Regions from separate parts of the Homo sapiens genome. Here region 1 is linked to region 2. The links are chromatin loops, found by intact Hi-C in ENCODE. Cell type or tissue: sigmoid colon. All regions are shown on one strand. Links, peaks and the distances in the headings refer to the core of each region. The heading gives the core; the rest is flanking DNA.

The links. Hi-C counts contacts between places; a loop is a spot of excess contacts. Peaks named below come from ENCODE experiments on the same cell type or tissue, not always from the same donor. Only the 100,000 strongest peaks of a DNase experiment are listed, where the experiment ranks them.
Region 1: it touches region 2 in a loop (8-fold over the local background); 1 of 110 quality-filtered maps calls a loop at or near these places.

What each region holds. Positions count from the first base shown.
Region 1 is chr16:20,865,354-20,873,260 of GRCh38, reverse strand. The region is part of intron 1 of DCUN1D3 (defective in cullin neddylation 1 domain containing 3); the gene reads left to right. Among named protein-coding and RNA genes, the nearest start is that of DCUN1D3, 31 kb to the left of the region's middle. RefSeq lists enhancers at 5,861-6,361, 7,127-7,496, 6,469-7,668. In sigmoid colon, for the core only: no CTCF peak of the experiment used is centred there; a DNase peak (open chromatin) is centred at 4,220; H3K27ac peaks cover 1,059 bases.
Region 2 is chr16:21,517,711-21,524,481 of GRCh38, reverse strand. It overlaps the pseudogene SLC7A5P2. Among named protein-coding and RNA genes, the nearest start is that of MIR3680-1, 15 kb to the right of the region's middle. RefSeq lists enhancers at 9-741, 2,209-2,943, 2,944-3,676, 3,677-4,410 and silencers at 3,657-4,316, 6,572-6,738. In sigmoid colon, for the core only: no CTCF peak of the experiment used is centred there; DNase peaks (open chromatin) are centred at 2,991, 3,931, 4,261, 4,651 and 4 weaker places; H3K4me3 peaks cover 3,257 bases; H3K27ac peaks cover 2,193 bases.

The sequences.
Region 1 (7,907 bases), core at 2,464-6,463, 650 kb after region 2:
TTAGATATAAGTGAAAGATGTCTTTAGGATTAAGCTGCTTTTCTCCCCATTCCCCCATCATTTAAAAACACTTCCTTAAAATCCCTGGAGCCAGAATCACTGGATCATTGGATTGGTTAGTTGTTTTTTTTTTTTTTTTTGAGACAGAGTCTCGCTCTGTAGCCCAGGCTGGAGTGCAGTGGCACAGTCTTCCTCACTGCTACCTCTGCCTCCCAGGTCCCACTTCAAGCAGTTCTCCTGCCTCAGGTTCCCAAGTAGCTGGGATTACAGGCATGTGCCACCATGCCCAGCTAATTTTTGTATTTTTAGTAGAGACGGGGTTTCACCATGTTGGCCAGGCTGGTCTTGAACTCCTGACCTCGTGATCCACCTGCCTTGGCCTCCCAAAGTGCTGGGATTGCAGGCGTGAGCCACTGCGCCTAGCCTGGTTAGCCTTTTTGATGTGATTCGCAGTGAAGCAAGACTGAAAGGATATACTCCAAAATATTAACCGTAGGTGGTGAAATTAGTGATTGGCTTTTTTTTTCTTTATGCCTCTCTGTACTTTCTAAACTTCACAAAATAATTATGTAATACTTTTGAATTTGCCAGCAGGAAAGAGAGTCTAGTGACCTCACTTTTCTGACCAGGTTACTGATGTGGTTGAAAGCAGGAATTCTTTTATTGTGTGGATCTTTTCTGTCCCTCTTCCTCTTCCTGTCTGCTATGCATTAGCAGTCAACCTCCATCGTGGGGAAAAAGCTGATAAATGTGGTCTTAATGGATTTAGATTTTTTTTTTTTTTTTTAAGAATTAGCAAACATTAAGAGGTTGATTGGTTACCACGTGGTGAACCTGAGGCCTACTTAGAGGCCTTTGGCTCCCGAAACCACATATCTACATTTGTGGTCATCCAGGTGCCCTTTAAGACATTTGGATGCAGTCATTTATCATCTGTATGTTGTGTTCCTTCGTCGTCTTTGGACTCATTTCATAATTTCCTTTCTTGCCTTTTACTTAGATGCAAAAATCTAACCTTATCTCCAGTTCACTAATTTTCAGTGAGTTGCTGACTCCCAAGTTCTCAGAAGGTGATTGAAAAATGAGCAGTTGATGTGGTAATTGGGTGTTTTGAGGACTAATCAGCTACAATCAGGTAAACCTCCAGGGTGGCTGATAACCATATGCTGACTGGAAGGAGGGTATTAGTGCTAATCAGTGGTTTACTTTCAGTGGGCTCTACTGAGGCTCCATCCTAAGGAATAAAACAAGCTGCAAGCTTATAACGGAGATGAAGAGTGCAGCAGGCATGCCGTTTTTATTAGAGTTAAGGTTCAGTACAAATCCAGGATGGCTTTCTGGTTTTAAACAGGGAAAGTCACTGGAAAAGCTGGTGTGAAAACAAAGAATGACCTAGAAATTTGGTGCCCATTTATGATGCTCCCCCTTGCACATAAGTGGGTAGTTAGAAATGCCCAGATCAATAGTGACAGCAAAAAATATTTCAAGTATGGGTCAGTGAAATGATATAGCCCTTTTTTGGTTATTTTGAGTTATGTGGGATTAAACATGTAGCTCAGTTTGGAAGCCCAGAGACCAAAAAAATGGTTCATTATTTGGTATTTGGAAACTTTATAGTATGTGCGTGTGTTGGCTTGGCTGTATTTGGCAAGTAGGCATTTGTTCTAGCCAGCCCACACTGGCTTCAGTCCTGAGGCCTCAACTGGACATATATTCTTAGTAGTGAATTCAAAGGGTGCAATGCGAGGGACATTGAGAACACTTTCAAAAAGAAATGACTTTATGCTAAACTGGCTGGTCTTAGTCATGTGACCTAAGATGATTTTTATAGAAACATAGCCAGTTTTCTTTTTTAAAAGTTTTCTCTGTCCTCCCTACCCCCTTTCTCCCTTCCTTCCTCCCTCTTTTCTTTTGCACTTTTGAGATTGGTTGATGTAAAAAGTCATGGGTTCCTCCCCAACCCTAACTGGAACTGCTGTTGCTTGTTGCTGCTGTACATTTTAGGACAAAAAGTCTTTTAAAAGCTGGAAAATAGAAGCAGACGGGTCTCGTTTGCTTTGGCAGAGGGATCAACTTTCCCTCCCAAGTAGCTCTGGGTAAGACCTAATCTCCAAAGGTGATCTTTGAAGTCTTAAGTTGGAAGTGGCAGCAGCAACTGTGCATTTAAAGTGTTCCCTCAGTCTTCCTTGTTATTTTTGCACATTTACTTTCTAGGAAGTAGTTTACAAATGGACACCAGCCATATTCCGTCTTTTTCTCAGGTCATTCAGAGTCTTGCTCCCAGGTGGGATCAAGGGGCTCCTGTGGTCCTTGAGACTCTCCGGAGGATGGCTGTGCCAGTACAACCGCCTCAGCCCCTGGCAGCTGTAGAAAAGCTGTCTGAGGAATTCATGTACTTATGTTCTCTGGCCTTTGGGTATCTGACATATGTAGGAAGAAATAAAAAGCTGCACCCAGCTAGCTCTACAAACTATTTAGATGAAAGTTGAAAAGATGGGCTTTTTATATTGTTAATATGTAGGAGCACCAGCATCTGGCAGTGGTTTCTTGCTGCTGAATAGATTCTAGATGGGAACAGAATGGAGGAGTGGAATGGATTGGTCCCTTCTGTCAAGGAAGCCTCAGAGCAGATCTCAAGTGCTTTGCTGACACTGACTTTTGGTGCCAGCATTTGCCTCCTGTTTTTTAGCTCCTCATTTCACAAGTCTGTTCCTTGGGTGACAGGCTGTCCATTAGTAGTAGCCAACATGCATTCCTCTGAGTGGGCTTCCTGACCCAGCGAGCTGCAGCAGTTTACTTGGGTCTGTTTTCCATGTCTGGACCTGTTACTGACCCTCCAGAGATCAAACTAAGATGATTAAGGAGAGGGAAGGCTGCAAAACTGGTGTTTCCTATCCCTCGTTGTTCAGATTGGAGTAGCCCTGCTTTCCCTCTGCTTTTGGACTTCTGCTTTTTCTTTGACTCTGATAGTCTTGGGCAAGGAGTAGTGTGAGATCTGTTCACCAAGGAGGCAAAGTGCCTGTCCTTAGGAGGGTTGCACATTTAGAACTTTGGCCTCACTGAATGCCAAAAAAGGTGAAGTAGTCCCAGAATATTAGACCTTGGAAAGACTAACCCAGACCTCTCACTTTAATGTCAGTGTCACAGAAACTCAGAGAGGTTAAGTGGCTTGCTCGAGAGTGCACATTGCTCAGGAGGATTTCACACCAGAACCAAAGGCTTCCTGGGGGCGTATTCTGTTCCTATTGACTTGGTTCCTCAGGAATATACTTAGGCATTGATAGGATGTTGGACATTTTCTTCTTGGGGCACCAGGACCTCCTTAGGGGTAGGGGAATATCCTGGCACACATCATAGCAGAGAACAGTAGTGAGACCAGTGATGGAAAGTGGCGAGTTTAGAGTCAGACTGCCTGGATTTGAATCCTTCTCCTCCATTGGCTGTGTGACCTCAGGCTACCTCCCTCAAGCTCTATTCACTTCCTCCCTCTGTAAAATGAAGATTATATTGTCTTCCTTATAGAGTCGTGGATTACATGTGATAATTCATGCCAATAAATATATGTAATTATTTTTACAATATTGTTATTAATATACATTAATAACATGAGCCAACCATATCAACCCTCTCCCTCCTCCTTTCCATTTCATGCTTATAGACATTTAAGGACCAGAATTAAACCTGCCTTCTCTCTGAAACTTGCCCATGGAAAGTCTGGCAGACTGGTTTTATTTTCCAGCCTTACTGCTTAGTAGTTAAGAGACCTGTTTCCTAATCTATGAAAGCTGCAACAACTATTTTCTTGAGGTTGTTGGGAGGCTTGAAGGTGATGATGAATATGAAGCATGTAGCCCCAGGCTCCACAGATACTGATTTCACGTCCCCAGTCCCTCCCTACCTTTCTTTCCGTAATAGTAGTTCACACTTCTCTCTCCTTCTCCTGTCTGCATTTGTACAGAGTCTCAGTGTGAGTTTGTCCTCTGTGGTGGTTCTGTTCTGTAAGACACAGTTGAGAGTAAGCCCCTAGAAGACAGGGACTTGCCTGGTTGTCATTTCATGATCTGCCTAGGAGATGGGAACAACTTCCTGATCCCTCTTTGGAGCTAGAGCAACCCAGGGACTGCAGCCTCTGGGATTGCCCTTTGGGCTCAGCAGTGGCCGCTCCAGGCCTAGGACCAGGCAGCCAGCCAAGCCCATCCCCAGGAACAGCGGCCAGCGCTGGCACAGGGGAGGAAAGAGTCTGGAGGCTGATGTGCAGAGGAGGGAGGGAGAGGCAGAGCAGCTGGGCTGAGACTGAGGGAGAGAAGCTGGAGGCTGATCTTGGTCCAGCAGAAGCTGAGCAGAGCTGCTGTCTTTGGTCTTTCAGGTAAACACTCAAAGCTATAAGTAGAAAAGAAAAAAAGCCTAGAAGTTGGTTTCCCCAGTGCATGGGTTTTTTTTTTCCTTCTTTCTTCTGCCTTTTCTTTCTCCACATCCCTCCTTGTCTCTGGCTCCATTCAACCCATTTGTGTCCCTTGCTAATGCAGGAGAATGGTCACTTATTGTGAGCAGACCTGAATCGCTATGGGAGATCTGGGCTGGCTCCTGAAAAGAGCACTGTTCTAGGAGAAGGGAGACGATTCTGTCACCAAAGTTGTGACAATAATTATAACTATTATAGAGGCTAACACCAACCAAATGCTTTCTGTGAGTCAGGTATTGAGCAGAGCATTTACCTGCGTTATTTATTCTACCCAATAGTGCTTTGAGGTACAACTGCCTCGATTTAAAGTTCCATGCGGACAGTTCCCATTATTTGGTGAGATTGCCATGGCAATGGCAATGGTTTGTCTTGGTTTGTCTGAGCTCATCCTCTTCATCACTGCGCTTCTGTTTCCTCCATTCCTAAATAGACTCCTTGACCTCAGTTTGTCTGTGTTTAGTTTCCTGTAAAATGGGGGTAATTGCTTCACAGAGCTACATTTATATATAGCTTTCTTAATGTATTAACAAATACCAAATGATATTCAGGACTAATAATGCTCTGTTGCTGTTGAAAATTTGGTGCTGGGATGTCCAGATTGTGCTGAGGCTGTCCACTTCAGAGGTGGCAGTGATGGGGAGGAGGACCAACTGGGAAGGCAGTTCCATTAAATTAGTAACTGAGTGGAAAGCTAGACATCCTTTCTTTTGCAGAGATCTACAGAGTTGGGACTAAGTGGAGAGGGGAAGGAGTTTGGAACTGGCTGAAAGCCTGCTCCAGGTTAGGGACTGGGCATAACCAGCAATTCATTGTCCGTTGGGCACAGCAGATACTCAGCTTGATTTTATTCAGGATCAATCACAAGGAAATCCTGTGTTGTGGAGAGTCTGATCCTCCAAGCATTACTGGGTAGTGGTGTATTTGAGTAGGATCAGTGCTGTGGCAAGATAATCGGTTTTGGAACAAGCCCTGGGCCAGTGACTCAGTGCAGGGATAGGAAGTCCTGGCCAGCTGGGCCTGTGGAATCTGAGGCCTGGAGCCCATTGTTCAGATGGGGTAAGTTGGGGCTTCCAACAGGCTAACCAGATACTACTGAGCTACTACTACTACTGATACAGTAACAGCTGTCATATCAAGTGTTTTCTCTGAAGCCATGTACCTTTAATCTGCAGTTCCTCACTGAATCCTTTCAAGAGCTCTATCAGGCAGATATCATTTTGCAGATTGAGGAAATTCAGGCTTCCATTAGGGTCAAACAATTAGCCAGTGGCGCAGTTGGGCGTCCTTTTCAGAGCTGGAGCTTTTAACTGTGCTGGTGGACAAAAACGTCACACGTTTAGGGCATCTGGACTAATTCTCGTTTCCACGTCTGGTGGGGCTGAGCCTGGGTGCATGGTGCTTGCCTGGATCATGGCAGCGAGTAGGAGATCCTTCTTGAGCACCGAGCACAGACCATGTGTTCTCTCTCCAGTGGCTGATGGTGAGATTTGCTGCTCTGGGGTTGCTGTGGTGTCACTCCTGAACTTGGGGCCGGTCCGTCATGTGTTCTCTCTAGATGCTTTGCTGGGGGTGGGCTCAGCAATCTAGCCTAGGGGTAAATGTCATGGTATCTTGAGCCAGATGTGTGATCATGGGTAATTTACTTTCCTCAGCCTCAGTTTCCTTGTTTTTAAATGAGGCTGTGATGAGTATATGTGAGTTCATGTCCCCAAAAGTGCTTAGCATAGTGCCTGGCACCGTATCAAGTGCTCAATAATTGATGACTGCTATTATTAGCTGTTAGCCATCAGCTAGTGAGTCTACGGGAGACCTTCAACTTTAAAACACTTGAAGTGCTGCCAGCCTGGGCCATGGGGCTGGGCACTGTGATGGAGCCTGGGGAAAGCTCTGGGAGAGCAAAAGTATTTTCCCAGAGAAGGGGGTAGACACAGAAGAAGGTAGACCACTGGGCAGTAATCAGAGTAATCGGGGGACCATACTTACCAGATCTGGAGATATTTTCTTCTGGGTTTAGACCACCACTCGCCTCAACACTCAATGGAATGGGGGCATTTCAAAGAAAGAGACCAGAGTGGAAGAACGATCCAACCTTCTGGCATTTGCTGATTGATCATCTGTTGAAACTAATTTTCTTCTCCTTTTTTTCATCTGCTGGTCATGTTAAAAGCTTTCAGGTTTCAGCTGGTTCTGCTGTGTCAGGTAGTCAAAAGATACTCTTACATGGAGGGCTGGTTGGCTCAATGGGATTAGGGCCTCTTTGGGAGCCCCATCTGTTCTGTCCCTACCTGAAGGCCTTGGCGCCAGGATTTGGAGGAAGCTGCTAGGATGAAGCATCTGTCCAGTGGGGGCGGGGTGAGTGGCCTGGGGTAGGTGGGTCAGATGGAGGCCAGGAAATCCTCTTATCTCGCTGGGTGCCCATGCCTCACTCAGCAGCAGGAGCTGAGCAGTAAACCCTGGTGAGTCAGCGTGCCTGGGAATTAGAGTTGCCAGTCTGTGAGCATGTGGGGTTTGTGTAAGTTTGGGCCTTTTGTTTCTTTCAGCATTCTAGTCTTTAGGAACACAAATCTGGAAACCAGGCCCTCCACATGGTACAGTCCTTGTTTTGAGATAATTCAGCTCGCACAGTTGCTTCCCTTGTACCATGGTCTTCCAAGAATTAACCCCTTGCCATTTGAAATTGTAATGAGTTGTACTTATGGCTTACTAGCTGTAGTCTTAAAGCATAAAAAGTCTTTTAAAAAACTTACTTAGGATGGTTGTTTTCCATACCAAAAGCCCTTATAAGAGCTTCAGTGTATTTTTGAAGCCTAAGTAAAACTACAAGTCTTTGAGGGCATGTTTGGACATGTATTTTTGTCATTGCTCTCTTTGCGGGTGGAGAAGGGGACAGGCCTTGATATGACTAATCTCTAATAACTACAGGAATGATTGTGCTCTTCATTTTAAACTTACTGTATACTCAGAGCTTATCCTCAGAGAGAATTCCTCTTGAAGACGACCCCCAATTTATCCAGGCACTATTTGGAGGAAGCCAAGTATTTTAGGCAAAGTTTAAAGCTCCAGCCTTTCATAAAAAACACCTTCTGTCCCACTGCCGGTTTTCAAAGATCTTTTAGTTTGGATCATAGAGGTCCATGAAAGCTCCCTAGACCTGGGGAGGCCCGGGTGACTGACGTTGACTTCTGTTTAGTGTCTGTTTCCTGCTACACTTCTGGCTCCTGGTCCACACTTCATTAACAACGTAATTTCAGTGGCTGCCATTATTATAGCAGTTGGCAAAGTTTTATAAATACTAAATTGTACATGGATTTTCCAACAAACCAGTTGAAGGTAGGAATAAGAGTCCTAAGTAGCCAGAGTCATCTTAGAGAAATCACCTCGCTTCTGGCTCAGAAATGTCTAGCAATTTGTTTAAAAAACCACTTTTAAATTATATAAATAATTA
Region 2 (6,771 bases), core at 2,369-6,368:
ACAAATTTCCATCCTCACATGGAAATTTGACCTGGTTGAATGGCATCTGCCCTGCAGCCACTGTCCCCAAAACTGAGAGGCGGGGCAAAGTAGCCGAAGAAAGCAGCGCTGAAGCTGGCAGCTGCAAAGAGTGCAGGGCCCTCCAGTCTCTACAAAATTCACAGCTGCTTCCAGCCTCATGCTGGGACGTGGGCTGAGCAATGAATTCTTCTTGTAATCCAGGGTAGAGTGGAAGAAAGTTCAAGGTGAGCATCAACTCATTCAATCACTTAACAATAGGCAGGTTTGGCTCATACTGCAGAGGCCAAGCAGGAGAACCTGGCTCCTGTGTCTCTGGAAATGTTAAAATGCCTGTCAACAGGAAAAAAAGATCTGTCTCTGCCATCCTGAAGGTAAGTTTGCCACCTACGCACTAAAGATTAAGGCCATATTTTTTCAATGTTGAGATTATTCCCTTTGTCTGCAAACAGGGGCTTAGGACAACAGCCCTTTCTTCTCTCACAGTCCCGGAGGCCAGAGGCCAACATCAAGGTGGTGGCAGGGCCAGACTCCCTCGGGGGCTCCAGGACCCCTCCTGCCTCTTCCAGCTTCTGGGGGCTCCAGGTGTCCCTTGACTCAGAGCCGCCCACTCCCATCCCCGCCTCCATCTTCACGCTCCAGCCACTGAGACCATGCCCGACACAGCAAGTGTGGGCTGCTGCAACTGCTGTCCCTCCGTGTTCCCTCTGCACACATTGGAAAGAAAGTCTGAGGGTGGAAGCCAGGCATTCGGCCAGCCCTGGGAGCACAGTTCGGCAGTGACGGCAACACCAGCAGCTCAGGGTCCTCCACCCGCCAGCCCCGGGAGCACAGTTCTGCAGTGAGGATGACACCAGAGGCTCAGGGTCCTCCACCTGCCAGCCCTGGGAGCACAGTTCTGCAGTGATGGCAATGCCAGCGGCTCAGGGTCTTCTACCTGCTGGTCCCCAGGAGGCGGGCGCAGGTGTCTCCCTGCTTCACAGAAGAGGAAACTGAGACTTTGAAAGCTGAGCCGAGTCACTCGCCTGGTGCCACATTAACCAGCAAGTGGTAGAGGTGAGATCTGAACCCAGGACCGTTCGATTCTAGGCCTGAACTGCTTTTATCTTTTGGATGTATAGTTCACACATAACATAACATTAACCGTTAGTCATTTAAACACGTACAAATCCGTGGTGTTTAAGTCACTCCCAGTGTTGGGCAACCATCCCCATCATCTAGTTCCAAGACATTTTATCACCCCAAAGAGAGACCCCATCCACTCAGCCCTCACTCTCCATCGCCCCTTCCCCCCGCCCTAAGCAGCCACGAATCTCGTCCGTCTCTCTGGATCCTCCTGTCCTGAACATTCGTGCACTCGGAATCATACAACCCGTGGTCACTGACCCTTTCACGCAGCCCAGTGTTTTCAGGGGTCCTGCACATTGCAGCGCGTCTTCCTGTGTGCAGCTGAATGACTCTCCAAGGGATGGCGGACTACGCTGGGTTTATCCATCATCCACGGATGGACGGGCCTGAACTCTGACCCCGGCTCCTACTGTTGCTTCCATGTCATCTTTTTTTTTTTTTTCAAGACCAGTCTCGCCGGGCGCAGTGGCTCACGCCTGTAATCCCAGCACTTTGGGAGGCCGAGGCGGGGGGATCACAAGGTCAGGAGATCAAGACCATCCTGGCTAACACCGTGAAACCCCGTCTCTGCTAAAAATACAAAAAATTAGCCGGGCATGGTGGTGAGCGCCTGTAGTCCCAGCTACTTGGGAGGCTGAGGCAGGAGAATGGTGTGAACCCAGGAGGCGGAGCTTGCAGTAAGCCGAGATCGCGCCACTGCACTCCAGCCTGGGTAACAGAGCGAGACTCCGTCTCAAAAAAAAAAAAAAAAAAAAAAAAAAAAGACCGGTCTCATTCTGTCGCCTAGGCTGGAGTGCAGTGGCGTGATCTCAGCTCACTGCAGCCTCAACCTTCCCCAGCTCAGGTGATCCTTCTACCTCAGCCTCCCCAGCAGCTGGGACTACAGGTGCACCACCACCACGCTGGGCTAGTTTTTGTATTTTTTGTAGAGACGGGGTCTCCCTATGTTGCCCAGGCTGGTCTTGAACTCCTGGGCTCAAGAGATTTTCCCACCTTGGTCTCCCAAAGGGCTGGCATTACAGGCGTGAGCCACCGCGCCCAGCCTCCAAGTCATCTTTCACACGCAGAGCACGCCTGAGAGCAGCAACAAGACTAACGTTGGGGCCAAAGCTAAGAAGTGGGGCGGAGCCTCCCTGGTGGCCGGTCGTCAGCCCAGTGCCTGAAATGCATGCAAAGTCTATTTTTATTTTGCGTAGTTGAACCTAAGCAAAAAATCTGGCCCTATAATCTCTAACCTTGCTCCTAACTGGCACCTACCCTATTGCACAAGAAGCTATCTAGGGGAGGACTCAGTGAGCACTCGGTGAGTTTGTCCAGCCATGGTGGTACTGTCTCCTTCCCTCTGCAGGCACAGCGGGAAGAATAGGGTGGATGGAGGGCTCTCTGCACCTTCCACAGCCCGCAGCGTGGACGGCAGATTACAAGTTAGTATCTGTGCGACCTCCGCACTCCCCTGCCGGTGGCTGCCTGGGCTGCTGAGATTTCGCTTGGTTTTATCACTGCAGAGGAATGCCTGCCATACCGGGGGGCGAGCAAGGTCCAGAATGACAAGCCGTGGCATTCCTCAGCCGCCTCCTCCCCGGGGTGGGGCCTGGACATTCCTGGCTGCAGCTAGAGGTCCCAGCACGACAGGGATTCTGACCCCCCCTCCACCACGGCTATTGTTCAGAATTCTGTGGATTCCAGAGGCATCTGCCCAGCAGACTGTCTTGCTGTGAACACCCAGCTCTGCAACCGGTGTTTGCGTGTTTGCCCTGGGAGGCTGAACGCTCACCCAGAACAAAGGCCTCCCCACATGCCTGCTGTGAGCTTCCAAGTACTCGTTAGGACACACGCCAAGGAACCCCGGGTTGGGGGGATACCGAGGAGCTTCCTCCCTGACCCACACACACCCTTTGAACAGGTCTTTGGCTGCTCACCAGTCTGGTCAATCTCGGGGCAGTATTTATATTCCTTCCCGTTTCCAGGCCTAGGAGCCTTGGCATCCTGCTCTCGCCTCTAACTGAAATTACCTCTCAACCCTTTTTAGCTAAGATGCCTCTCGCATTCCCCAGGAATAACAAGCTTTAAAGCCCCTTCACACTGAAGCCTGCCTTTGAATTTCCCAGCTAGATTTGGGGGTGGGGGTCTTATGGCTCCCGGTGAACCCCCGGTTCTGTTGATTAAATTGAGCTCAGGCAGAGTGCTGGCTTCCCAAAGCCTGTGTTATTACTGCTTCTCAAAGCTACGGGCACCGGATCGCCATCTTTGGCAAGATTCTTTTGGGATACAATGGGAATTACTGGGTGGCCTCGGTTCGGTTCTTCCCTCGTCTCAGTTCGCGGCTCACCAGCCACATTGATGCAGCCCCCAGGCTGGAAGGAGGCTGCAGGAGCTTCCCCTCAGGTCATCTTCTCATCCCTCCCCCGTGCCCCAGGAGCTGGTTGTGGGGGCGGTTCCATCCCCTCGGCCCATCCGGGACAGGAGCCTAGGTTCCCTTCGGGGGGTACCCCAAACCCCATCCTTGGCCTCAGGCCAGCCCTGGTGCACTGCCCGCTCCCAGGCTTGACGAGAGGCTGCGGGCCAGTGGGTGAAGGGGCTCGCCCTGACTGCCAGGCCCCGCCCAGGCGCACCCGGGAGGACGGGCTGGGATGACGCGGGCGCCGGGGGGGTAGGTCGCGAGGCCGGGGTCTCCATGGCGCAGGAGTACGGGGGCCTTCGAGGACCACGCGGGCCTGGGAATCGCCTGCCAGGCTAGGCCGGACGACGCACGTGCTCCGAGCTGGGTCGAGGGGGCGGGGCTGAGGGCCGCGGCCGGGCCACGGGTCGGGGAGGAGCCGCGGACGGTGGGCGGGGCCAGTGGGCCGGGGCCTAAAAGGCGGCGCGGGCGGGGTTCCTGACGCAGCTGCGGGCGGCGGGCGGCGAGCGGCGCGCACAATCCTCGCTCGGCTGCGGCTCCCGGGTGTCCCAGGCCCGGCCGGTAAGCAGAGCATGGCGGGTGCGGGCCCGAAGCGGCGCGCGCTAGCGGCCCCGGTGGCCGAGGAGAAGGAAGAGGCGCGGGAGAAGATGATGGCCGCCAAGCGCGCGGACGGCGCGGCGCCGGCAGGCGAGGGCGAGGGCGTGACCCTGCAGGGGAACATCACGCTACTCAAGGGCGTGGCCGTCATCGTGGTCGCCATCATGAGCTCGGGCATCTTCGTGACGCCCACGGGCGTGCTCAAGGAGGCAGGCTCGCCGGGGCTGGCGCTGGTGGTGTGGGCCGCGTGCGGCGTCTTCTCCATCGTGGGCGCGCTCTGCTACGCGGAGCTGGGCACCACCATCTCCAAATCGGGCGGCGACTACGCCTACATGCTGGACGTCTACGGCTCGCTGCCCGCCTTCCTCAAGCTCTGGATCGAGCTGCTCATCATCCGGCCTTCATCGCAGTACATCGTGGCCCTGGTCTTCGCCACCTACCTGCTCAAGCCGCTCTTCCCCACCTGCCCGGTGCCCGAGGAGGCAGCCAAGCTCGTAGCCTGCCACTCCGTGCGTGAGTACGGGGCGCGGGCCGGGGGTTGGGAGGTCGTAGTCCCTGGGTCCCTGCATCCTTGCATCACTACGCCCCTGGCTCCCACATCTCTACATTTTTGCGTTCCTGGACCGTCCCGGCAGTTCTAGGCTAAGGTCATTGGTCCCAGAAACCAAGTGCGTTTCTTTCATTCATTCTTTTACACTTCTCCCCACAGGCTGGGAATATCTTCAGTGACGGGACAGCAGGGTCCCTGCCCTGCCCTTCGGTGGGCATTTCATTCCCCCACTTAAGCGGTTCAGGCAAGTGCCAGCCTCCCGTTGGCCCCGCTGAGCAATACTCCCAGCCTCTTGCGTGGCACCCACGTGGAGTAACTGAGCAACCGGTTTATTGTTAAAGCTCCGATTGCTGACTGGTTGGTGAAAACGAAATTGCAGTTAAAAAGAAAATTATTCATTTCTGCTCTCCACACCAGCTCGTCAGGAATCAGTGACACGGGCTGACTCATAAGAAAACAGTAGTAATAAAATCGTGTGCGGGTAGTGACTGGTGCTGGTTTAGGCTAAGGGATCCCCCCTGAGGGTTGCCCAGTAGTGAGAGAGCGGAGCTTGGCTGCAGATTCAGTCTGTGTTACAGTGAATGGAGGTTCGGGTCCCAGGTTACTCTGGGAAACAGCCATGGGGCTCCTATTTTGGTGGGCATGGTGCTGGTGTGTTCTTCACCAGGCCAGAGAGAACTGCTTTTCAAAATAGTTTTCTTTTCTTTTCTTTTTTTTTTTGAGATGGAGTCTCACTCTGTCGCCCTGGCTGGAGTGCAGTGGCGCGATCTCGGCTCACTGCAAGCCCCGCCTCCCGGGTTCACGCCATTCTCCTGCCTCAGCCTTCCGAGTAGCTGGGGCTACAGGCGCCCGCCACTACGCCCGGCTAATTTTTTTTGTATTTTTAGTAGAGACGGGGTTTCACCGTGTTAGCCAGGATGGTCTCGATCTCCTGACCTTGTGATCCGCCCGCCTCGGCCTCCCAAAGTGCTGGGATTACAGGCGTGAGCCGCCGTGCCCGGCCTCAAAATAGTTTTCTTGTGGGATTTCAGGGGGAAAATGACTTGTACCAGATACCACATGATTTGGTTGGGTGGCGTGGGAAGGCGGGTCTTGGCAATTCTCAGGTTCATCCCATGGCAAGGATCGGCCTGGATCTCAGTAGTGTGTGTACACATTCAAGGTGGGAAGGGTTAATTTATAGTTGGGGTCTTGAGCCATGAAATCAGGGGAGTGGCTTCTGACTGGCAGGACCTGTTGGCGCTGTTTTCTGCCACACCGTACTTTGGGGAGAAGGGGGAGGGGGAGGCATTTCTTCATAAATGTGAGAATGCCCCGAGGGCAAGACTCAGCAGGGCTCTGTGTGGTTTCTCTGAGGCTCTGAGCGGAGCAGCCGCACCACCATGCAGGTCAAAGCCGGGAAAAATCGTAGGACAGGAGTGGGGAGAGCCTGTGGCTTCCAGCTGGGCGTTGGACATGTGAATGTAGGGGATGACTGATTTCTTTTTTTTGTCATTAGAATTTCACTGGTTCAGTCTCCCTCTCGCCTAGGTACATGCCCGCCTGGTATGTAACGACATGGATAATAGCTTATGCAGCCTGCACTCTTACCTTTAAAAAATGAATCCCTGTTGGCTGGGTGTGATGGCCCACGTCTATAATCCCAGCACTATGGGAGGCCAAGACAGGCAGATCTACCGAGGTCAGGAGTCCGAGACCAGCCTGACCAACATGGTGAAACCCCATCTCTACTAAAAATACAAAAATTAGCTGAGCATAGTGGCTCACGCCTGTAATCCCAGCTACTTATGAGTCTGAGGCATGCTCCGGGACGTGGAGTTTGCAGTGAGTTGAGATCCTGCCACTGCACTCCAGCCTGGGTGACAGAGCAAGCCTGTCTCAAAAAAAAAAAAAAAAAAAAAAAAAGCAGCCCCTGGGTGCTGAGTGTCTGACTTCCTGTTGGTGCCAGGAGTGAGTTGTGGGAAATGCTTCATTGGCCACCAGGAAGGAGACATAGGATGGGGCGCTGCCTAGTTTTCTCTTTCTAATAAAAATCACATCAGTCATACATGAATTCATCATCATTTAAAAATTCAAACCA